Linked DNA regions of Homo sapiens: all the other regions are linked to region 1. A link is a loop called in an ENCODE intact Hi-C map of the cell type or tissue named here. Cell type or tissue: mammary epithelial cell. All regions are shown on one strand.

The links. Hi-C counts contacts between places; a loop is a spot of excess contacts. Peaks named below come from ENCODE experiments on the same cell type or tissue, not always from the same donor. Only the 100,000 strongest peaks of a DNase experiment are listed, where the experiment ranks them.
Region 2: a loop joins it to region 1, with 18 times the contacts of the local background. A loop is called at or near these places in 79 of 110 quality-filtered maps.
Region 3: a loop joins it to region 1, with 15 times the contacts of the local background. A loop is called at or near these places in 14 of 110 quality-filtered maps.

The regions. Positions count from the first base shown.
Region 1 is chr3:13,892,961-13,900,960 of GRCh38, reverse strand. It overlaps LOC105376957 (a long non-coding RNA gene), which reads right to left and starts at 5,377. Exons shown (of 3, transcript XR_001740602.3): 1 at 5,082-5,377; 2 at 2,605-2,658. RefSeq lists an enhancer at 5,127-5,266. In mammary epithelial cell, a CTCF peak has its summit at 4,215 (motif pointing left); DNase peaks (open chromatin) are centred at 4,220 and 5,510; H3K4me3 peaks cover 1,353 bases; H3K27ac peaks cover 602 bases.
Region 2 is chr3:14,110,632-14,118,631 of GRCh38, reverse strand. It overlaps CHCHD4 (coiled-coil-helix-coiled-coil-helix domain containing 4), which reads left to right. Exons shown (of 3, transcript NM_001098502.2): 2 at 2,108-2,206; 3 at 5,438-6,555. The coding sequence ends at 5,745. Among named protein-coding and RNA genes, the nearest start is that of CHCHD4, 10 kb to the left of the region's middle. In mammary epithelial cell, a CTCF peak has its summit at 4,076 (motif pointing right); no DNase peak of the experiment used is centred here.
Region 3 is chr3:14,917,084-14,925,083 of GRCh38, reverse strand. FGD5 (FYVE, RhoGEF and PH domain containing 5) reads right to left here. Exons shown (of 20, transcript NM_152536.4): 12 at 7,752-7,835; 13 at 6,251-6,330; 14 at 3,067-3,166; 15 at 2,536-2,673; 16 at 1,909-2,038; 17 at 946-1,076. LOC105376963 (a long non-coding RNA gene) reads left to right here and starts at 1,022. Exons shown (of 4, transcript XR_007095829.1): 1 at 1,022-1,107; 2 at 1,736-2,783; 3 at 3,625-3,775; 4 at 4,601-4,737. RefSeq lists a silencer at 720-899 and enhancers at 1,744-2,943, 3,459-3,958. In mammary epithelial cell, a CTCF peak has its summit at 3,749 (motif pointing right); DNase peaks (open chromatin) are centred at 3,763 and 6,423.

The DNA.
Region 1 (8,000 bases):
TCAAGTCTTTCAGAACTCTAGAAATTAACCAAAATCTTATAATAATCCAGAGAGCATTTATTCAAGAAAATGGCTGAATATTGGTAAGGACAGCATTTCTTTTGGCATATAAATTGCTCTATTCTTACTCACTTTATCCCAACTGCACAGCACCTTTGAAAATCAAAAATCAGTAATCATAGTTAAAATCTGCAACCTAGCAGCTACTGGAGAGGAAGAACAGGTTGAAACATCCAACACCCCAATCCTAGACAACTGTCCTTATTTAATCTGGAGCTTCCTAAGAAAGCGCCACTCAAAGGTCTTCTCTTTATTTTACCTCACTCAGATTTCCTGCAGTGTGAAAGGCCTTTTCTCCACAGGCATTCATCAAAAATCATCAATGGCAAGTGTTTAATACTGCAGCTGCCTGAGGTAGTGATAAGAGTGGATCAAATAACAAGCTAACCAAAAAAGCTTTTAAAAAGTAAAATCCAGGGAACAAAGTGTCCATGGGGGGCTTTAAGCATGCATAGGAATAGCATGCATACTCAGGACTATAAGTATGCTAGGAAAGACATGACAAGGCCCTAGGTTCTCACCTGAGGCTGTCCAGGAAGCTCTGCACGAGCCAGAAGTAAAATCTAAGACAGGGTCATGAACTGCCTCTCCAAGTGTTGAGAGCATGCCTAGACACACACACACACACACACACACACACACACACACACAGTGCCCCTCAGCAGTCCAAGAGTCTTAGTTCTATACTTTAAAAAAATATATCTCCAATTCATAGCTGATTTGCATGGTAGCAAAACAGAGAGTTCAGTGGCCACAAATGAGAACAATATACAGACTTTCCTGAATGAGCCTGATCCCATATCTCAGAGCCCACCAGTGTTAATACCCTGGGTGGGTATCCTTTCATCTCATTCTCTTTAGTCATAAAAAGTATCTATCTATGGTTGTTGCCTCCATTTCCTCAACTCCTATTCTCCCAGAATGCATCCAACTGGCTTCTGTTTCCTGCATCTGAAGGAAAGGACACTGGTTCCACTGAGAGCCTCAAGTAACATTCATGGTGCCAAAACTAATGGTTCCCTCTTAGTCACTCTCCTGCTCACTTTCTTAGTGGTCTTCAATGCAAGGTGGCCCCACCTTTCTTCTTGAAATCATCTCTTCTCAGATATCCATGTCATTACATTTACCTCGTTTTCCATCTACCTAACTGGATGTTCTTTTCTATCTCTGTCATAGACTTCTCCTCTGCTCCATCTCTAGATATTGATGTGCCCCAGGACTCACAGAAAGGCTCTCCATGCTTCTCTATCTGCACCCTCTTCCTGGCATTCAATATTGTCCACATGCCTATGCCTCCCAAATGTAGATCTACTTCCCTGTCTTCTCCTGTGGCTTGCAGACCTCTCCACATGAATATCTAATAGGCAATTCAAACTTAACAATGGAAAAATAGAACTCCTCCCACCAAAACAAAACAAAACAAAACAAAAAAAACACCAATAATACTTTTCCTGCTCCAAGTCTCTTTTCCTCTCTGTCAAGAATCCAGTGTTACAAACCCCCATGTTGCACATGCCAAAACTCAGGAATCAGATTTGGTTTCTTTTATCCTTTATCCCCCATGTATATCCATCAGTAAGCCCTGCCTACTCTACAGCCAAAATAATGTATATCCAAAATTCAACCACTTTTATTCTACTGCCTACTCATGCCATCATGTAATACAATATATAACCTATTGATAGGCATGACTATTGTGGCAAGATCTGCTTGATGCTCACAAATCTTCCCCACATAAGAATACTACATTTCCCAGTCTCCTTTGCAGTTACTTTAAGACAGTGTGACTGAGTCCTGGCTGTTGGAATATGCAACACTCAGTATATGCTACCTCTAGCTGAGCCCCTAAAATGTCCCACTCAATCTTCCTGCCACAGGTTAGAAGCAAGGGATGAGCATTACTTTGAGCCTAGACCCTGAGACACCTTCTGGAACAGCTGCCCAGAGTCACCTCCCGACCACATCACACTGTGTGTTGAGCAAGAGATAAACTTTTTTGTGTTAAGCAACTGAGATTTGGAAGCTTTTCTGGCACTGCAGCTAGCATGTATACTAATAGACATATAAACCACATGCAGACATTGATCCACTTAGAACAGCAGATACCTCTGTGAAGGCTGGATTTCAGCCTAATCTGCAATTATTTTTATTTTTCACAAGGATAAAGAATACGTGTAGTTCAGGTGCAGATAACAAATTTAAAAGACAATTCCTGCATTCCCCTCCTCTTGCAGCTGGAACACCCTGTCTGTATACCAACTGCTCTTCCCTCACTCACTCCCAGAGTTCCTTCATCTCCACGGCTTTGGTTCACAGCTAGGGCAGGAAGGCAATTATGAGACACAGTCAGTAAATCAGTCCACAGTTACTTACCAGCACCCAACAGTCAGGCCCTGGGCATGGTGCAAGCCAGGCACCAAGAGGTGAATAAATCATGCTGTCTGGCCTTGAGCAGCTCCACAGTCTGGCAATTTCTTCCCAGAGTGACCGCTCTTCACAAGAAACTGCTGTGTTAACAAGCTCACATGCTGAAGATGGACTTACCTGAGATCCAAGGTCATCCAGTCTCTAGATTTGTTTCTTCATCTTTGTCCAAAACTAGCAGAAGAAGCAGAACAGAAAAGATAATTGCGTCATGGCTAGGATAGAGGAGTGTACTCAGATGGAAGAAGAGGAGGGACATAAAAGGAGAAGTTATCAAATGAGATAGACTTGAAGACTTGCTTAAGTGGGGTCTTAACGACTGAGTGGGAGTTCACCAAGAGCACCTAGAGTAAGGGAAGGTACATGCAAGGGCACAGAGGGGTGAAATGATCTTTTGCTTTCAAAACACTGATGGCTTCAGTTTGGTAGAAACACAGGGTGTGGGAAGGGGAGAGGCAGTCAGGGTAGGCTCCTCTGTATGAACTTGGACTTGATCCACAGTGTTGTCACAACCCTGTGCAGACTTTGCCTTAGGGTGCCTGGTCAAATGGGCAAGTGGGACTGAAATCCGGTAAGGCTCAACTCACCAAGTCATGTACCCTGTCACGGGTTTGGATCCACCAGGAGAAAGGGGTGCCATTTCCACCATGCCCAAAGATGGCTGTGTGGTCTAACAGGAGCCCTGTTTATCCTGCCCCGGCATCACAGCTTTCAAAGCCTTTTTACACACAAGATCTCACTGTGTTCTCACAACTCCATGAAGAAGGCATTGTGAGTACCATTTTATAGATGAAGAAACTGAGGCTGAGATGTGAAAAGACAAAACCTACAGAAGACATTCCTAGAGAGGTCCCTTCAGGTTCCAGTGATTCCCCTTTGGCTAGAAGATCCTGGGAAAACCAACAAAGCTCTTGGCATTTGTCCTCTAGCAATCTTTTCGTCATGGAAAAACACAGGCTTGATGTATACAACTGACTCATAGTGTACACTACATTACACGGCCACAAATACAAATTTTAAAAAGTGAGGTGAAATACTAACTACTTCTATCGTTCTAAGATTTTTCCCCACCCCAACAGATTGTCTTTGTAGGAAACTCATCTATAAAGGATGCCAGCAGAGACCAGGTCACATCTGTTTTAATTTTGGATGAAATTCCATTTCGTGGCCTCTCCTCAGATGGGGAGGTGCCTGCAATCTCACACATTTCAAATAAATTTTGCTGAGAAACCAGGGCAGGTAATATCTGATTTTTACCTAATACTAGCTTGGGGAGAAAATGGGACTTTGGGGGAAATTTCCCCAAATTTTTGGTTTACAAAAATCATTCTTGGTTTAAAAAATCAGAGCCCAACCAAGAGAAGGGAATTTCCCCTACCTTGGCCAAGTTCCCTAAAGCATCCCGGCAACAACACTGTAGGAAGAGATTGTGAGTGAATTAGGAACCTTAATGAGCTTCTGAGTAAAACGGCCTGGCTTGCTCTCTGAGGAGTAGATGATGGTACCGAAACCCTTGGGGCAGTAAGTTTCATAATATTCCCCTTCCTTTTTATATCTAGAAAATTTATTCAATACATAAAATTCATTGAGAATTATACTAAAAAATATATGGGCTGTCTATAAAACAAATGCTAAGGGGCTTTCTAAAGGTTCCAATAACCAAGCCAGTTAACAGGTAGGGGAGTACTCCGCGGCCATTAGAGAAAGCCTTCAGTACAGTTCTGGCGCCATCTCGTGTCTAACATTGAGCTCAGCACTTAGAAAATACACAGCAGAGGAATGTACTGGGAAGAGTGAGTGGCCAGGTGTTCCTGAAAATTTACAGAAGGGATGGGGAGATGCAACTGGAAAAGTAGGCTAGGGCCCGCTCCTGACGGTCTTTATCTCACAGGCGCTGGCAACTAAGCCACATGATCAGATCTGTGTTTTAGAGCAATTCAGCAGTAAGCACACAGGCACGGTGGGTGACAACGGCTCAGATACCTAAGGGCTCAGTGCTTCATGCCCATGTTCACTGCCTGAAGTCTTGTGCCAAACCACTGGATCAGCAGCTCCTACTAGAATGTATGCAGGCATTACTGGTTGATTTGTTCACGTCTATATCCCCACTGCCTAGAACAGTGCCTGGTACCTAAATGTTTTTATTTTAAAATAAAAGGACATTTTTTCCATATATGACTACATGATAACACTGTCAAAATACAGAGCCCCCACCCCATCCAGCTGCACAGCAGCCTGAGAGGAAGGCATCGCTTTCCTCATCTTACAGATATAAACAGTGGGGCTCAGTGAGGTTGCCCTGGTAAGGGCAGAGGCGCAGCCCCCCGGGTAAAATTCCTTCACAGCCAGGCTGCAGGGACCTCCAGCCTGTTGCAGGTAAACGAGCTGGACTTCGGGATCCAGACCAGGCTTCCCCGGCGTCCGTTGCGTCACGCACTGACCCTTTCTAGACCTCAAGTGACAGCATCTACACAGGAGGCGCCAGGACCGTTCCCCAAAAGCAAAGTCTTTAAAGTGACATTCCCCAGAACCCCCACCCGCTCCCAGGTGAACTGGAGCCGAGGGACTTCAACGGAAGACACCACATCCGATCCTACCCGAATATACGAAAAGCGGACCCGAGCGGGGGGCCTAAGGCTCCGCACACTCGTCTTCGGCCGCCCTCCCCGCTCTCATTTTATAAAATGCCGACGCCGAGGCCGCCAGTGAAAAAGATTCTCGTCGGTGGTTACAACTCGGGTCAGGGGAATCCAGGAGCCCCAGTTTTCCGTTGGGACGGAAACGGCGGAATCCAAAAGTGACAGTATGACAGGATTTCCAGAGCCGACAGACCAGCCCTCAGCAATCCCCACCTCTTCAAGTCGGCCCGGCCCTCTCGGCCTCCGGCTTCTCACTCGCTCGGCTCCGCTCGGCTCCACCCGGCTCCGCTCGGCTCCACCCTGCCCCGCTCGGCCCCACTCATTTCCGCTTGGCACCACCCGACCCGCGCCTCGTCTCTGTTCGGCTTCACTCGGCTACTTTCGGCTGCGCCCCACTCCCTCGGCTCGTCCACTTGGCCCCATCCGCTCCGCTTGGCCCCGCCCTCTCGCTCTGCTCCGATCGGCCCGCGCGCTCGCCCTCTTTGGCAGGTGGAACAACGCGGGATGTCCTGTTCGCCCCGCCGGGCTCGGGTTGGGGGTCGTTTGTTCCATCTGGCTTAGCTCCCGTTTCGGCCCACAGCGGGTTGCGTCGGGTACAGGTCGGCTCCATCGGGCCTGCTTCCCTCCCCTTCTTCGGTCACCTACGAGGTCAGCTCGTGCACCTGTCTCCCCCTCACCTACCCGACAGCTCTAGGGCAGCTCGGTTCGAAACGACCCAGGAGGGGTCTTGCAAAGTCTTCCATCATCGTGGGCACCGCTCAGGCTGAGGAACGAACTGAGCTCCGGGGTATCTTGACTTGGCGACGCGTCTCGGGACCCCCACATCACACCTGGATGCCCTGGGGTAGCCCTCGCACATCTGAGTCTCCCCATCTGCAAAATGCAGCTGTTGCTAATTCTGCTCTCCCGGGCCCGGCGGGAGGATTAGGGGCCAGTGAGCACTTGTTGAGAGCCCTTTGTGTGTAAGGCGGAGTGTGGACGCAAGGGACACCCGAGTGAGCGGACAGCGAGGTCAGGACCCTGTGTATGGAGGCGCACACAGAGGATTAAACCAGCATGTTTGCAAAAACGCCTGGCCCTCTGCTTTTTCCGCTGGCTGTGTGGCGTTGAGCACGTGGTCTAGCCTCTGGAGCCGTTTCCCCTCCCTAAGATGGGCAGAGCTCCTTGGCAAGCAAGAACTGTCCGTGTGTGCCTTGCCCTCCAGCTCCAGACATCTCACAGAGGCAGCACAGGTATCTGTCTCCTGTCCCATCCTTCAGGAGGTTGGGTCGCAGGAAGGATGGCCTGTTACAATGACCCTCCGCATGACTTCAATTCATTCCACAAACTTCTGAGGGCCTGGAACTCAATGTTGGGGAGACAGGGCAACAGTTGGGTACTTAACTTGCAAGCTGCAGAAACTGACTTAGCCACTTTAAATAAAAACAATTTGTTGGAAGGATACCGGGAAGGTGGTGGAATACAGGAAGCCTGAAGACAAGGTTCAATAAAGCAAGAGTTGGGCTGTGCCAGGTAGTCTTGGTGCCAAAGACCTCTAAACAGTTACCCTTGGACACTGCTGCTATGTGAATGCACGCTAACCCTTTCTGCTGTCCCCGTTAAGTCTCCAGAGAGAGGGTCTGATTGGCTGGGTGTAGGTGTCAGGAACTTCTTCACGTTGAACTAGGTCCTGAAGGATGAGTAGAAATTTGCTAAAGGGAGAAGGAAAGAACATTCCAGGTAGAAGGACCAGCATGTACAGGGCATGTACATCACTGGAAAGAAATCTCGGGGCCATCTTGGACTTGTGCTTGCCACAGTGTGCCAGGTGCTTTCCTGGTCATGTCATTCAGTGCTCAAGAGAACCCCATAAAATTGATACGAATAATTTTTTGGAAAAAAGTATTATATTGTCTTTATTAAAATGATAAGTGCTTTTATAAACCATTCAAGCTATATAGCAAAATGTTGCCAAAATGGAGAGAGGAGGGCAATCATTACAAACCCTAGTTCCCCAAACCTAGAATTAATATTAGGCAACATCATTCCAGATGTTTGTCTAGGTATATATTTGGAAGGTGGAGTGGGAGTGGAAGAAAGGATGGGAGACGTAAGAGAGGGAGGATGGGTAACAGGAAGGAAAGAAGAGAGGCAGTGTGCAAGGAAGGAAGGAAAGGAATTTTATTAAAATGAGATTATACTGTATATGTCAATTTAAACAATAAAATACATGAAGCATATTTCCATATGAATTTAACCAAAGGAAAGGAAATTTGAGTGAAATAAAAGCAGTTGTTAACTTTACATATTCGATTTGTTAGCAAAATGAGTATTTTTTACAAGATCACTCCAGGTTTGTGGAGAACATTAAGAGATTAGGGGCCATCTCCCCGCTAAATTACATGTTTAAATCCTAGCATTTATTTTTCCCTGTTATGAAGAATGAGAAAATTAAGTCCTTCACACTTTCTATCATGCTCACACCTAACATACTGCCGTTGGGCTATTGATTCTATTTATTTATTTATTTATTTATTTATTATTTTTTGGAGACAGAGTCTTGCTGTCTCCCAGGCTGGAGTGCAGTGGCACAATCTCGACTCACTGCAACCTCCGCCTCCCAGGTTCAAGCGATTCTTCTGCCTTAGCCTCCCGAGTAGCTGGGATTATAGGAGCCCACCACAATGCCCAGCTAATTTTTGTATGTGTTTTCAGTAGAGATAGGGTTTCACCATGTTGGTCAGGCTGGTATTGAACTCGTGACCTCAAGTGATCCGCCTGCCTCACCCTTCCAAAGTGCTGGGATTACAGGCATAAGCCACTGCCGCACCCAGCAGTGCTATTGATTTTATAATGCCAAGGTCTGTAATATTCACAGACCTTGTAATATTCTGCCAC
Region 2 (8,000 bases), 220 kb before region 1:
TGGGAGCAAAAGCCTCCAGTGGGTTGGGGGTCCTGGCCCCGTGTGCTGAGGGTTTTTTGTTGTTACTCTGTTCTAGTGTAAGAGACCCTGTGCAGTGTGGGCATGGCGTAAGGCACCAAAGTGCCCTCCCTCTGTCCCCTGAACTGTCCTTCTCACTGGAGATGTCGCTCGGTTTTTGTTGTCACTGCCCCCTTCCTTCCAGAAGCCTCTTCCTTAATTACTTCAGCCCAAGCATGGGCCCAAACCTTTTTCCTTGCTTTCCCCTCAGCATAGCTGTGACTGAACTTTTCTAAATATAAACAAAAAGTATAAAGTGATCAGAGATGCCCGCAGCTTTCACAGGGCCACGTTTCTGCAGGTCCGGCCTCTGCGCCCACAGTGGCCACTCACTCAGAGCCATGCACTGTGGCTCTCTGCCAGGCACTTTTGGCCATACCTGAAGAAGTCTTCTTAAATGCTTGGCACCTCCTATCCCCTTCCAGATGAGGGTCCCAGTACCCCAGATCTTCTAGGATCAGAATGCATGGTCAGTTGGTCTGTAGAATTTGTCATTCACCTTCACCAGGAAAGTACAAGAAAGATCTTGTTTGTTTACTTGGCAAACATTTCACTTGGTTCTAAGCTTTTTGGGGCCGAGGTTGGGTCAGAATTTATTGTATTTATTCATTGCCCAAGGTGCACAAGCTCTCAGGCAGTGCCCAGTCATGCTAAGTGCTCAGTGTCAGCTGTCGATTATTCTTGTGCAAATGTTGGTGCGGGGCAGTATGGGTGTGTAGAAAGGATCTCCAACAGTGTAGACTTCAGAGCATCCTGTCCTGTGTGGCCCAGCAAGTTACTACTCACAGCCTCAGGCTCACCACCATTAAAAGGGGATGCTGCTACCTCCCTCTCAGGGTGGCGATAGGATGGAGGAATGAGCTCACACGGAGGACCAAAAGATGGACTGGCTCTGTCTGTTCTCTGGGGACAGCTGGAGAAACTGATGACCCACCGTGCAGTGTGGGGTACTGAGGACAAGGTGCTCCTTGCCCACAATGGGAATATCTGACACATACCTGTGGTGTGGTTAGCTGATGGCCAAAGTTTTTAGGGAGGTGAGGTAAAGTGTTGACAGCTACAAGGTGTAGCAGAGAGGGCTGTAAGGACCTCCCTTCTGCTTAACTCAGCCTTGGTTTTCTGTTGTACTCCATGGGGGCTGAGGGTGATAATACTTCATAGGGGGTCACTCTAAGGCAGTGAATGCACCCACCCTGGTTTGGCCAGGACTGATGTGCTTTTCTGTGCTCACCCAGCCTCCAGTGAGGAGAAGCTCCTAATATAAAATGCATTTGACTCTCACTGGTCTGTTTTCCTGGAGCCCTCAGACCTTCCGGCAGCCAGGCCCCAGGGTGAGGGCTCTGGTTGTGAACAAGGTGCTCTGCACTTTAGGCCTGCTGGCTTTCCCATGCTGGTCCTCACAGGACCACAGTCCTGACCCTAACCACTGTTGGGTTTGTCCTAAAAAAATAAACTGCAGATGGTCACAGTTAAAAAGATCTGAGAAGTGCTCCTCCCACTGCCCCCCTCCAGTTATTATACTTGTTGGGAAATGGTCCCCCGGCCTCTTGGACTGTGGGGAGTGGAACGGCTGCAGTGTTCCTCACCTTATGACCCTTCCTTCTTCCGGCCACGATTAGGAGCCCAGAGGCCTAGTGGGGGTGCTGGCTGTGGTCCCTCTCAGACCACCTGTGTCCTCAGCCTTTCAGAGGCAGGGGCCTGTGGCCGCATCAGCTATGTGGGCTGCAGTGATCTGTAGGCTGAGGACCCACATCACTGCACACTCACTTTGCCAATGTGCTCAGTCTTCCTTCAACTTTTATGCATTCTGAACCCTGTGGGTCAACCCCAGGACACTCTTTTTCTTCAGTGCTTCTTTTCCTGCCCTGCCCCTTATCCATCCGCTTTTGTTTGCTACCCCTAGCATATGAGAGCAGTTTGATAGTCACCTCACATAGGGATGGCATATGGGAGAGTCTTCAAACTTGGTTTGTGTGGCGGCTGCTTTGGGTTTAAAGCTGATTCACTGCTCTTGAATGAAATATTTCTTCCTCTGTTCTCCAAACACTAGGGAAGGATCGAATCATATTTGTAACCAAAGAAGATCATGAAACTCCAAGCAGTGCAGAATTGGTGGCTGATGACCCCAACGATCCATACGAGGAGCATGGTGAGTGACATGTGGCCTCCCAGGGACCCACACCAGGGCACTGGGGAGAAGCTCAGTGTTCTTAATTCCTTTCCCATGTTTTCCTAGCCAAGGCCAAGTTTTCAGGTATCTATTCTCAGCCATAGACCATCTCTGAGGGCAGTGGTTTATCTTCCTCAGAGGTTTGAGGGACTGTGCTTTCCAGCCTTGTTCTGATGTACTTCCCTGGCACAACAGCTAAGTTTTGGGAGAGGGTATTAGTAGATTCCAGCAGTTATAGGTAGGTTAAGGTGACAGGGCTTTTGCTCAGACAAGTTGCCAGACTGAATTCTGCCACATCTACCAACTTTATTAGCAAGTAGACAGTCATTCACCTTGTTCTGTAAGGTTGGTGAAGTCCCTGCTGTCTCTAACTGCTCCAGCAAGCACCTTACATGAAAAGGTCACTTGCCACAGACAGCTTTCTAGCAGCAGGAGTCAGCTAACCTAGTCAGAGCTGTTGCTCACTCCTTGGTTAATGGCTGAATATAACAGTGGTCGCTTAGGCCTAGGACATTGTTCCAAAGGATTTGGGCTGCTAAACTCACTAGATACTTACTACTGCAGACCGTGTGAGGTGGATGTGTGTGTGCAGTGTCCATGAACAATCTACGTATTGTACAGTAGTCACTTCACCAATCAAAAACCACTTCTGATGTCCATGATGACAACTAATCTTCTAGTGCTAACTGGTAATTGAAGAGCTTGAAGCAGCCGCCTCGAGAATATGGGCTCCTGATTGGAATTTCTCAAATGCTAACTGATGTGTGTATATTCCTTGTAGGACCCTTCACTTGTTGCCCTGACTGCTCCTAGGGGTTAAAGCATAAAATACATATCCAGCACCCAGTGGGAGCAGTGGGAAATGCAGACGTTATACAAAGTGTTAGCATTCTGAGAAAGACAGCTGCAAGGGTAATCTTGATCAGGGCTTACATGTCAATTCTAGTACCTTGCTTATCTTTAGATCCATATTAAGCACATTTCATTAATTGATCAAGACTGTGGAGGCCTGCAGGACAAATCGGGCCTTGTTTTGTTTGCCTCACAGTGTTATTAAAAGCAGTACGTATCTGCCTTTAGACTGGTCTGCCCCCTCCAGATCCCACCATTCTTTCCTGTCCCTGTTGTTTTTTTTTACCTGCTTCTGTCACTTGCAATGTATCTGCTTGGATAGTAGGTATACCATATGATGCATTTGGCTTTACAGCCCCTTATAGTGAATACTTTGTAAAAAGAAGCCTATAAAACGCAAAGAACTCTGGGACCCAAGTTTCAAGCTCTTAAACTGCAAAATTAGTAAGTGGACCAAGTAAGCCACCATTTTATGCCATCTACCTGCCTTCCAGCATCCAGCTCTGCAGCTGAGATGGTGCTTGGAATAGCTAAGAGTACCAAGAAAAAAGGTGGCAGAATTAATTTTCCTAGAATCAAAACATCAAGAGGGCCTTAAAGATCATCTGATCCAATGAGAAAACTGGGGGCCTGGGCGGGGGCGGAGACTGACTCAGCCAGAGACTGGAACTTCAGGCCTTAGACTGCATGTTTGACAACACACTGCATCTGAGCTTTATGTAACATGCCAAAGGTACCCTCTGTGTGGATTTATATTGTGTCCCTGAAATGCAAATTGGCACCATGTGCTTTGTGAGGAGGTATCTCATTCCAGCTTACCTGCCCCTAAGAAACAATGAAACAAGGACTCCTGGAGACCTAGGTTATACATTTTTTGTTATGATTTTTTTTAATCAACCACCTGGTCAATTTGTACTGGGTTGTAATTTTTAAATGTCAGTATTACCTCTTTTGGAAACTGGTTGTGCAGGTTTGTGAGCAGATTTGAAGCTCCAGGGGGCAGCATTTGCAAATGTTTCTCCAGCACTGAGGTCCATTTCAAGAAGTGGTGAGATGTAGGGGAAGGGGCATGGACTCTGGGAATCCTGTCAGCCCAGTCTGCAGTCCTCACTTGGACCATGAACCCCAGAGACTGCATGAGTAAACTGGGGTTAGTAGCACCCACTGCAGAAGGTTGTCAGAAGGCTTATGTGAGTTACCAAACGTAGCTTAATGCAGGAGAACTTGATCTGCAACTGCTGATGGTCCTGGGGGTCTGCGCCTGCTAAGGGGGCAGCACTAGTTGGCATCGTCCTTGCTGTCCCCATTTTACAAGTAAGGAACAGGAATAGCTACAGCAGATCCATTGATCAGTGGAGCTTCCCAAGCTGGAATTGAAGGCAGGCGGGGTTTCGCCTAGGACTTTGGACGTTAGTGCAGAGTGCCAGGCTTGGGTACTGCCCTGGAGTGAAGAATCATGTGTAATTTCACAGGACCTTTTAGAGGCTCTCTTAGAAAGTACTTTCAGTCTCTTAATAAGAATCATGTAAGAAACTTCTGTATGAATCATGTCTTCACAAAGCTGAAAATGAAGCCATCGTTTTGAGAGCATTTTGGAAAACCAAGAAATACTATTTAGATGTGAATAAAGTTCAATGATAAGAAAAGGTATAAAAGTCAAAAGTAAGAAGCCTATTAATATAGTGAAAATGAAAACCCATCTATAACCTTGCTTCCTGCCCAACACATATGTGCAGTTTAACAGGTTTGGTTGATTTTTACAAGAATGCACTCGCACTAATGGTATGCCACCAGCTTCTCATTGTGCAGCATGTCTTGGACATCTTTCTTCGTCAGTACATAAGGAGCAACCTCCTCCTTTTCACCAGTCCCCAGGCTATGCTGAGCTTCTGAGAGCAGCTGCAGGGCAAGAGGGGCTCAGGGGGGCAGGGAGCATGGGGGTGGGGTGGTCCTGATCATCCATATGGGGAGGGGGATTGGAAAGAGGAGATCAATACCTCAGTTCCTTAAAGTGTTTGGGCTTTCAAAAAGCTCCTCACTAACCATCCAAGTGATCTCCTCTTCTTTGGGCTAAATGGGTCCCGGTATTTAATTCTTGGAGCACAGCCTCAGAGCACTGAGAGGTGGCTTAGAATAAATTAGTGTCACACGTGGAGAAATATGTCATTGGTGGCTTCTCTCCCAGGTGGGCCAAGGAATGCTGGATATGTGCTAGGCTTTAAACCTAATCCAAATCGAGGTGTGGGTCCATAGGCAACAATAGTTCCTGTTCTGCACCCCCTCAGTAGCCTGTGAGGACTGGACTAGTTTTGTATTTTCTGAAACTTTAGAGAACATCTCTCTATCTTCCTGTTCTAGGATTGATACTGCCAAATGGAAACATTAACTGGAACTGCCCATGCCTTGGGGGAATGGCCAGCGGTCCCTGTGGAGAACAGTTTAAGTCAGCCTTTTCCTGCTTCCACTATAGCACGGAGGAGATCAAGGGGTCAGACTGTGTAGACCAGTTCCGGGCCATGCAGGAATGCATGCAGAAATACCCAGACCTCTATCCCCAAGAGGATGAGGATGAGGAAGAGGAAAGAGAGAAGAAGCCAGCAGAACAAGCAGAAGAAACAGCTCCCATTGAGGCCACTGCAACCAAAGAAGAGGAGGGATCAAGTTAATGAAGGCCACAAGGCACTGGGCACCAGTCCTTTTGGAGTGGACCTTTTGCAAAAGGCCTTGTCATCACCTTCCAAGAAAGTTTCCTTCTGTTGTCCTGTGCATTATAATATACAAAATAACTTATTTTGATGATCAGAGGTCTTGAGGTCTTGACATCTTGACATATACACTGAAAAAAATGGGGGTTGTATGTATGTGTGTCCTACCCAAACCTGTGGCCGCCACTTTTGAATTCTCAGATTGCCCTGAATTTTGCCACTTTTAAATAATGTGCTGAATAAGCTCAGCAACTAAAAACCATTACCCAAGAACGTTTCTTGTGAGTGAGCTGATTTATTCTGATTCATTATATTCCTTTTGGTAGATTTTATACCCCTTGGGGAAATAATACAACAAAAACATCTCTTAAAAATGCTGGGATGGGGCCATATCTACTAGCAGAGGCCAGATGGTCAGATATGATTTCTGCAAACCCATCTTGACCTTGAGTATGTGAAGGGGTACTGTACTTTATTCCTGATACATTTTGGTTTCCATGTAGGTGTTGAGCTCCTGGTTTTCTGTGTTTGGATGATGAAGATTTGGACCCTTCCATTCATAATCCCTTTCTAAGTGAAGGGAGAGGCTGGCTTGGCTGTTCCTTGTTATTCCGAAAGCCCTGGTTTGGGGCCCATGTTCACACTGGCTCTCAGTCTAGTCAGGTGCAATGTTCTTGAGAGGTGGGGACCTAATTATTACCAGAGTAGCAGCAAGAGAGGAAACGTTGTGAATTAAGTATTCAATTAAAAGGAAACATGATTTCTACCTGATTTTGAATGTGTCCTTTGTTTTCACTAGTTAAAAATGTTTTCTATATAAAAAAGTATAAATTATGAACAATTCAATTGAAATTCCTCTTGAAAGATATTGGTAAACCAATTTGAGTCCGTTAAAATTTTCTGTGTTGAGTTCAAAGGAAGCTTACTTATTTTATATGTGAGCAGATGCCTTCACACAGACATTACAGTTAGTCTATGAGGTGGGGAAGGCTCTTCCTGTTTGAAAATAGATTAACTTGCCTAAGGTAACTGCTAGACAGTTTTCAGGCTGTGGCATAGTAATGCCTCATTTGTCTCAAATGTGTTAAGTTATTTATGTAAAAAATTGCCTTAAAACTTAATAGCTTGAAACGAGGAATCTGGGCATGGCTTACCTGGGTTCTCTGGCTCAGTGTCTCATGAGGCTATGATACTTGTAGTCATCTCAAGGTGGGACAGGCCTTTCAAGATCGCTCGAAGTGGTTTCTGGGAGGGTTCAGTGGGTTGAATCTTGTGGGCTGTGGATTGAGGGCCTCAGTGCCTTACTGGCTGTTGGCCAGACACCTCCTTCAGTTCCTTGCCACATGGCCTTTGCCTTAAAGGGTCAGCTCACAACATGGGAGGTGGCTTCCATCAGAGCAAGCGAGAGAGCAAGATGGATGCCAGAGCCTTTTCATCACCTAATCTCAAAACGGACATTCCATAACTTTACCATAGTCTATTTGTTTGTTAGAAGTGAGACACAGCCCACACTCAAGGAGAGGGACACAAGAATACGAGTAACAGGAAGCTGCCTGCCACACTGGAGAATGAGGCGCCACCATGTTAAAGCTTGAAGGCATGGTTAAAATGCAAGGATTTGTGGTTGGGAGGTGTATGGAGGTAGAGAACTGCTTTCTATATCCAGAGCTTTTTTAAACCTTGCTTGATTAGGAGCTAAGAACCTGGAGCTGGCCAAGCATGGAAGGCATGACAGACCCTAACGACTTCTTTTAACAGAGTTTTGCACATTTAAAAACGATATTTCTTTTGTTAAAATTTTGGTCACAATCAAGGTGTTACTGTTTTGTGACCATGTCATGTACCCCATTTATTTGATGCATTCATGGAATCTACAGTTCCAAGCCCTAGGGACATAGAGTGATTCATTCATGGTACTGCCCATGAAGCTACAATCTAGCCAGGAAGTCAACATTTACTAGAAAGCAGAAAGGAATGGATGAGTGTTACATAATGGTGCTGGATTTTCAGGGCTGGGTTCTTCCAGCCATGGTAACTTACAGCAGAGATTCTCGAACTGTCTGCCCAACTCGACTTGGGTTAGGCAAAAGGTTCCATCCTTTTCCACTTATCACTGGAAAAACAAATTGGTGATAAGGAATTGGCACCGTATAAGCAATTGGAAGTGGGTGGAGATTATGCTTTACTACAAGGGGTTTGGATAATTCATATTTAAG
Region 3 (8,000 bases), 1.0 Mb before region 1:
TGTCGCCAGGCTGGTGTGCAGTGGCGCCATCTCAGCTCACTGCAACCTTCACCTCCCTGAGGTTCAAGCGATTCTCCTGCCTCAGCCTCCCGAGTAGCTGGGACTACAGCTGCATGACACCACACCCGGCTGATTTTTGTATTTTTAGTAGAGATGGGGTTTCACTGTGTTAGCCAAGATGGTCTGGATCTCCCGACCTCGTGATCTGCCCACCTCAGCCTCCCAAAGTGCTGGGATTACAGGCGTGAGCCACCGCGCCCGGCCGTATGTGTGATTTCCAAGATTTTTAATTTGCAAAAGGAACAAGTTAATGGATAAAACTGTACCTATTTAAATTTTCCATTCCCTAACACTTTTTTAAACCCTTGCTACCTGCTACTTGATATTAATGGACTAACTTGGAAGCAGCTGATCACACTTGTGGACTCCTTGTGTATTCACAGACATACATTGGTCTGTGGTTGTGAATGGAAATACAGACATACAATCTGGTCCTATTTGTGGGATACAATTGAGTTTAGCCAGTTCTGAAGTTTCCTGCGGAGCCCATGGCCTCCAGGGACGTCAACACCTGAGCCGGGTTGGGACCCCTAGGATGAGGGGATGACATGGAAGGACCAACACAGGAATTTGGCTCCTTTAGAATGAAGAGCCCCCGTGATCTGTGCAGTCTGCTTGGGTACTAGATCTAAGCTATGGGGCAGGAGAAAAAGGAGAGAAAAGAAAGAGGAGGAGGGGAGAGGTAGAGAGAAGGATGGGAAAGATGTCGCCTAGCACCATCACTGTCAAGTCGGTCCTCGTAGCTGGGATGCTTCCATTAGGAATGCTCTGTCTGGAAGAGACTGGTCAGGCTGGGACAGGGCAGGGTCTGACTCCGTCTACCCAGGATGACCATGAACCTTCCAAATGCCCTACTTCCCACTTGGGTAGCCCTGCCTGCTTTACCTCTGTCAGGGCTGAAGGGACTTTCTTCTGCTTCTTGAAGGTCGAGGGGTTAATGCTCTGGAAGACGGATGAAAAGGCACTGCCCGAGAAGCGGGGTGAAGACAGCGGGAAGCTCATGCTCACAGGCCGCTCTGTAACTGAAAGAAGCCACATGGAAGGGAGGTGAGAGGCGTGCCTGCGGCTTGTCTTTGGAACACTGATTCCTGTAAAATCCCTCTAGGAATGTGAGCCATGGGGGTTAAGTGGGACCTGAAAGTCAAGCACTCTTCCTCCCTCCCTCCTGCAGGAACAGACAAAGGCTATGGGGGCTGGGGAGGGGACGCTTTTCCAGGGCGCTGGACAGCCCTTCACCTCCAGGCCTCCAGGTAGCAGGGACTGGGCTGTCTTCTCTGATGACCTTAGTCCAGCCCCGTGGAGTGGAGGCCAGGGAAAGACTTTAGTTTTAGGCCCAAGATACACCTGCTCTCCTTCCTGGGAACTTGACCCTGCTTGGGCAAGGCCTGTCCCTTCAGCACTGACCAGGTCTCTCAGGGGCCGGCTCAGCTTCCCAAGGCTCCTGTGTGGAACAGCTTCACCCCTCCCTGACCCCAGCTCCTCTGCTGCCACGCTTATATAGTCCTTAGTCCCAGAAAGGCGCTACAGGCACAGGCCTATAGGATACTTGACAAGAGGGCCTCTATGGTAAAGGACACAGGAGCTCCCTGCCTCTGTCCCCTTACACACACACTGATTCCTAAGCTTAGCTACCCACAGAGCTCTTCTTCTGGGGACACCGATCAATTTTCCACAGAATCCACATATTGGAAAATGGTGCCCGAACCTCTGTTTCCTCCCTCCATGGAGTGAATAACTCCCTCCAGGGAAAGCGGTTTCAGGCATGAACCATGGACCACAGAGAAGCCACTGGAGCCTGGGGAGAAGCCACCAGGCCACTTGGAAGAAGGCAAGTGGTCCCCAGGTTACCTCTCATCAGGCCCGGGACAGCCCTGCCCCGCTTCTTCAGCTCCCCGAAGCAGCCGTCGCAGACCTTGGCCATCCTGTCCTTCAGGTACTTCAGCGGGTACTTGTTCCGCGAACAGTTCCGGCACACGATCTGCAGGCCCAGGTGGGAAGATTCTCACCCCTCTCAGTGCATGCAAAGGAGACCTGCACCCCTCCCCTCCGCTCCCTCTGCTAATCCACCCACAACTGCCCCTAGGGAGCCCCAGGTTCTGATCATGGAGCTGTGCGTGTCCCCTACTTTTCCGGCAAGGCTTCATCTTGTTTCTGAGCCAGCGCCTATCTGCTTTTCTGATGAGCCCGCGCCCTTAACCACTACATGATACTTTTTTCTCCAAGCACAATAGCCACGTATGCTACGGTTTTCTGTTGAAAACGTGGTGGTGTGGAAGAGGCCTGGGACTTGGAGCTCTGGTTTGATGATCTATAAAATGGGAATTAGCAATCTGTTCCTCTCGGGTTGGTGTGAACATGCCTCACTCTGGGGCTTACAGTAGCTGCTGGACATCCCTGAGCCCCCGGCTGGGCAGGGACATGCCCTTCCCCCACCCCACCCCCATGCACACACTCACCCCAGATGCAGCGACTCACCTTGCCACAGGCGTGACAGTGATGACGCCGCAGGGTGAGGGAGAAGTCGCAGCCGCAGTTCATGCACATCATGACGTGTGTGACAGGCACCAGGGTGGGGGGCCTCTCCCCAAGGCTAACCCCCAGCCTCTCTCGTATCTGCAGCAACAGAATTGGCTGAGTAATGTGGAATGTGGCCAGGAGACCAGCCAGATGCAGAGCCCAGTGAGCCCTGCCCTGCGTCTCTGTGCAGGGTGTGTGATGTGTGGGTGAGTGGGTCTGATGTGAAAGGCCTCTCCTGCACCCTCCAGGATGCTCACCCTTGGTTGGGAAACAGCCAGACTGTGAGAACAAGACTGTGGGTGCTGGGCTCCTAGGTTACACGGAGGCCGCCCCTGACTAGGGTGGGAGCATGGCAGGGGTGTGGGGGGAGCCAGTGCCCCAAGACAGGAGCTACACGTCCATCTGGGTGTGAGTGGCAACAGCAATGCCCGCCCAGGGAACCCCAGGTCTCTGAAGCTGGTGGCCCGTGGGCCCTGCCCACCCACTCACCTCCACGCTATGGTGGAATGCAGCCAGCGCCTGGGCCTTGTAGTCCTCAGGGAGGGCTCTGCTCAGACAGCCATACCACTCGTCCCTCTCTGCACAGGAGCTGCGGGCATGGGCTGGAGTGAGCAAAGGCAGGAGCAGCTCTGCCTCCCACCCTCCATCTCGGCATGGATGAGGTTCTCACTCAGATGCCCCTTGAGCCTGCACCTCTCACACTGCCCAGAACCACCAGCAAAGAAGAGATCACCTGCCAGACTAGGTTTACGAGCAGACCACTGGTCCATTAGCTGTCCTTGGGTCTGTTTCTTCTTACACTGGAATAATGATATTCCCCTAACTCCCAGGGCTGCTGTGGGGATGAAGGGAGATGTGGGACGTGGAACCACATTGTCAACATTGTGCAAAAGCAAGAGACATTAGGAAGGCCCAGAGGGTCCCACACTTCAGGAGAAACGGGCTGGCAGGGGACAGAGGGCTGGGTACCTGTGGAGGATGAGGGGTAGGTGGGAGCTGGCAAAGGTAAACATCTGTGTCTCCCACCTTCCTCATCTCCCCACATAGCTTCCCAGACAGTCATCCAACAGGCACTTTCCAAGTCCCTGCTCTGCACCAGGGAGGGCTTCCTGAGTGGCAAGAGCTACGCCTGGGCTGGGTGCCAGCTAGCTGGGTGAAGTTCTCACAGTGTCCACTAGATGCCGCGCCTACACCACAGGTAAGTGTGCAGCCTGCCCCGGAAAGCAAGCATAAGGGCCCGCTGGCCTGGGCGGGAGCAGTGCTGCAGGGCAGAGGCTGAATCAGCATTGTGGGCAGCAAGACACCATGTCCCTAAAATGTGATGAATGGGTCCTGCGGTCCCCTGGGAGCTTCAAGTGTGAAGGGTCTGGACTAGCAGGAAGGTGACTGGCATGCTAAAGGCCACTGTCCTTGCCCTGGGAGATGGGCAGCCCCACCTGAAGGCCCACGTGTGGATCGTCACCACCCTCAAGTCATGGCCGGACTAACAGAAACTATTTGCTGGCAGCCTCCTGCCCTTGATTTTATCACAAGGAGAGGTGAGGCCACGACCCCCACCCAGGCATCACCTCCTCCAGGAAGCATTCCCTCACTCCTCCAGATGGGGCAGTCCCTCCTTTGGGTTTCCAAGCCCTTTTCTACTCCCTCATGCAGTAGACTGTAACAGATAAGAGCTCTGGTCCACACAGTCCTGGGTTCAAACTCCAGTTCCACCTCACCTGGCTGTGTGACCCTTTTGCAAGCCTCAACTCCCTATGCATGGAAGGAGCCGCAAACCCCAGCTCTAAGGGTGGTGATGAGGATCACGGCGGCGTCTGGGGCCTGACAGGTGTCCAATGCCTGTTACTGCTGTCATTACCACTATTAATTGTTACAGCAGTTACTGCCCTGCATCTGAAGCAGTTTACAACTCTCCTACCTGTAATGTGGGCTCCTGGAGAGCACAACAACGGCTAAATTGTTGCCAGACCTGGCACTGAGGTGTGGCTAATAAATGCTTAAATTTTTTTTTTTTTTGAGACAGGGTCTCACTATGTTGCCCAGGCTGGTCCCAAACTCCTGGCCTCAAGTAATCCTTCAGCCTCAGCCTCCCAGATTGATGGAATTACAGGTATAAGCCACCATGCCCCACCTAATAAATGATTTTAATGAGAAAATGCATCTATGAGAGTGCATGTGCATGAGTGCATTTAGATCCCATTTCACACTCAGAACCGCCCAATGCAGGATAAACCCCCATGTGATAGGCACTGCTGCCATCCCATCTCATGTGCTTGCTGAGAGTAGACACCCAAGCCCCAGAAGCCTTGCTGACCCCTGCCATGCACGTCCCTGGCTGAAGAGCTACTCTTGGCTGGAGGCATACCTCCCTGGTTTCCAAGCCCCCGAGAGCTTGAGCTTACCTTGCCCTGAAAGAAGGAAAAGGGGATGCTCTTTAAGGTCATGGTCTGAAGCCAGAGATGAGGATCCCAGGCAACCCGAGGGCCTGGAGAAAATGCAGACCTTTCTGATAGAAATGCCATGCCCCACTGTGGTCTAAATGTTTGTGTCCCCCCAAATTCAAATGCAGAAATCCTCTTCCCAAAGGTGCTGGTGTTGGGAGGCAGGGCCTTTGGGAGGTGATGAGGCCATGGGTGTGGAGCCCTCACGAATGAGATTAGTGCCCTTATACAAGAGGCCCCAGAGAGACCCTTGCTCCTCCCACCACATGAGGTGGCATTGTCTATGTGAGAAGGCACCGTCTTTGAACCAGGAAGCAGAACCTCACCAGACACCGAATCAGTCAGTGCCTTGACCTTGGACTTCCTGACCTGCAGCCTGTGGGAAATTTCTGTTGTTTATAAGTCACTCAGTTTATGGTATTTTTGTTTTTGTTTTTGTTTTTGTTTTGAGACGGAGTCTTGCTCTGTAGCCCAGGCTGGAGTGCAGTGGTGCAATCTCGGCTCACTGCAAGCTCCACCTCCCCGGTTCACGCCATTCTCCTGCCTCAGCCTCCCGAGTAGCTGCGACTACAGGTGCCTGCCACCACGCCCGGCTAATTTTTTGTATTTTTAGTAGAGACGGGGTTTCACTGTGTTAGCCAGGATGGCCTCGATCTTGTGACCTTGTGATCCATCCGCCTCGGCCTCCCAAAGGGCTGGGATTACAGGCGTGAGCCACCGCGCCCGGCCTGGTATTTTTGTTATAGTGGCCTGAATGGACTAAGACACCACACAGACAGGGCAACATAAGTGATGAACGCTCACTTATTATTTTTTTTCTCTCATCTTCTAGACAGGAACGCAAAAAGGCAGGCCACTTTATGAACAGCAGCACACAATACATTTTTTACTGGCCTTAACTTTTCGTGTTGCTGTAGAGACCCAATCATCCATAAAGAGCTCCACAAACATGAGACATTGCTATTGCCATATTTAAGCCATGGGCTCTAGAAACCCCTGAAGTTATATATAAAATTTTATGAGTGTGTACATTTTTTGGGGGGAGAAAAGTTTTTATCAAATTCCCCAAAAGGTTAAGAAACACTGAAAAGAAAAAAAGTCCTTTGACCCAGAAGGATACTTTGACCCAGAAGGATACCAAAATAAAAACAGCACATCCTTATCTGTTGTTCTGAACCTTCCCATGCTCACACCTCTGCCTTGTGCGCCATCCTCCCTCCACCTGCCCGTACCTCGCAGACAGCATCAGGCAGGACTCGGAAGTCTCAATCTTTAGAGCGTAGGGCACTTTCTCCATCACAGGGCGGCTGACCTGGAAAACCAACAGCAGCCTCCTTCAGGGTGGGGCAGGGAGGGGCAAGTGTAGACCGGCTTCTCCTGGCAGCAGATGAACAGAGGGACCATGTCCACCTACTGCCGTTCTCTAGCCTCAGGGCATACCTTTCTGTGATGGTAGGTGCTGTGGAAGGTGCCTGGCTGCCAGCTCCATCATTCTTGGCCACTCACCCACCGCTGGGAAGGCTGCAGAGCGTCATGCTCAGGGCCCAGCCCGGGCAACCCCAGGTGCACTGTCATGTTGGACAAGTACCTGCCAGTGACCACGTCTCCCATGCCTTTTTCTAACAGGCTCCTCGGTGGAGCCTTTGGTTCCAAAAGGGAACAAACCTCCATGCTGAGAAAGGTGCTTCCTCCTTCCCCTTCCCCATGGTAAAGAGCCTACAGGATCAAGAGAGATTGCACAGTGCCTCTCTCAGCTCTCCTGGCCATCCCTGCCTCTGCCCTTGACAATGACAACCGCCTGCGGCTCCACTGTCCCACCTCAGTGTTGCCCTCTCTAACTTCAGCCTCCTGTTGCACCAGAATTAACTTCCTAAAACCTCCTGCTCCTCAAAGTCCCCAACAGCTCCCAAGTGTTCCCATCTTCAGGACCAAGTTACACGGAGCTAAGCCCCACACATATGCCCATATTCACAGCAGTATTACTCACAACAGCCTAAAGGTGGAAGCCACCAGTGTCCATCGGCAGAGGATTGAATAAACACCATGTGGTCTATCCACACAATGGAAGGAAAATTCTGACCCATACTACAGATGACAGGGATCAACCTTGAGGACACTGTGCTAAGTGAAACAAGGATCAATACTGTGTGACTCCTCATTCGAGGTACCCATAGTAGTCAAATTCATGGACATAGAAAGTAGAATGGTAGGTGCCAGGGGCTGAGAAGGAGGGGAATGGAGAGTTGGTTTTTAATGTGGGCAGAGTTTCAGTCTGGGGAGAGGAAAGAGTTCTGAGATGGATGGTGGTGCTGGATACACAGCAATGTAAATGTGCTTAGTGCCACAGAACTGTACATTTAAAAATGGTTACTTTTAAAATGATATGTGTATTTTATCACAATTAAAAAAATTACCAACCACCTGCTTGTTCCCCCAACCCAGGCCCTTCCTTATGCATTTTCCTCCTCATAGGATGCCCCTCCTTCCCTTCCTTCCTGATCCGACCAAATATTATCCACTCTAAGGGTTCAGTCTCCTCTTCCAAGAAGCCCTCCATCCCCCTCCCCTTTCCCTGGGCAACTTACAGCACAAACTTGCTGTAGCCCAACACTGTTTCCGCAGGGCCTCCCTCTTCCAGCTGGTCTGGGTGCTCCTGGGAGCAGGATGCTGTCCCCTTCTCCCCTGGGGTCTCCCTGTCCCCCAACCCGGGGGTACCTGGCACCAGATATTTACCTTCATGTTGGCCACAGCCAATGTGTTCTTCAGCCGGTACTTCCCATCCTTCTGGGGATAGGTGTACAGGAGCACATCGTTCATCTGGAGAGAGGGAAACCCTATGAGAGGACCCTGGCCCCAGAAGGCTGCGCCAGGCTTCTGTCCTCAAAGGATCCCTGAGCTCCGCTGTGCACAGGCATCTTGTATTCCTCAGTAACCCCCACAGGTGAGCAAAAACGTTGCGGCCAAAATGTGAGCCCCTTCCTT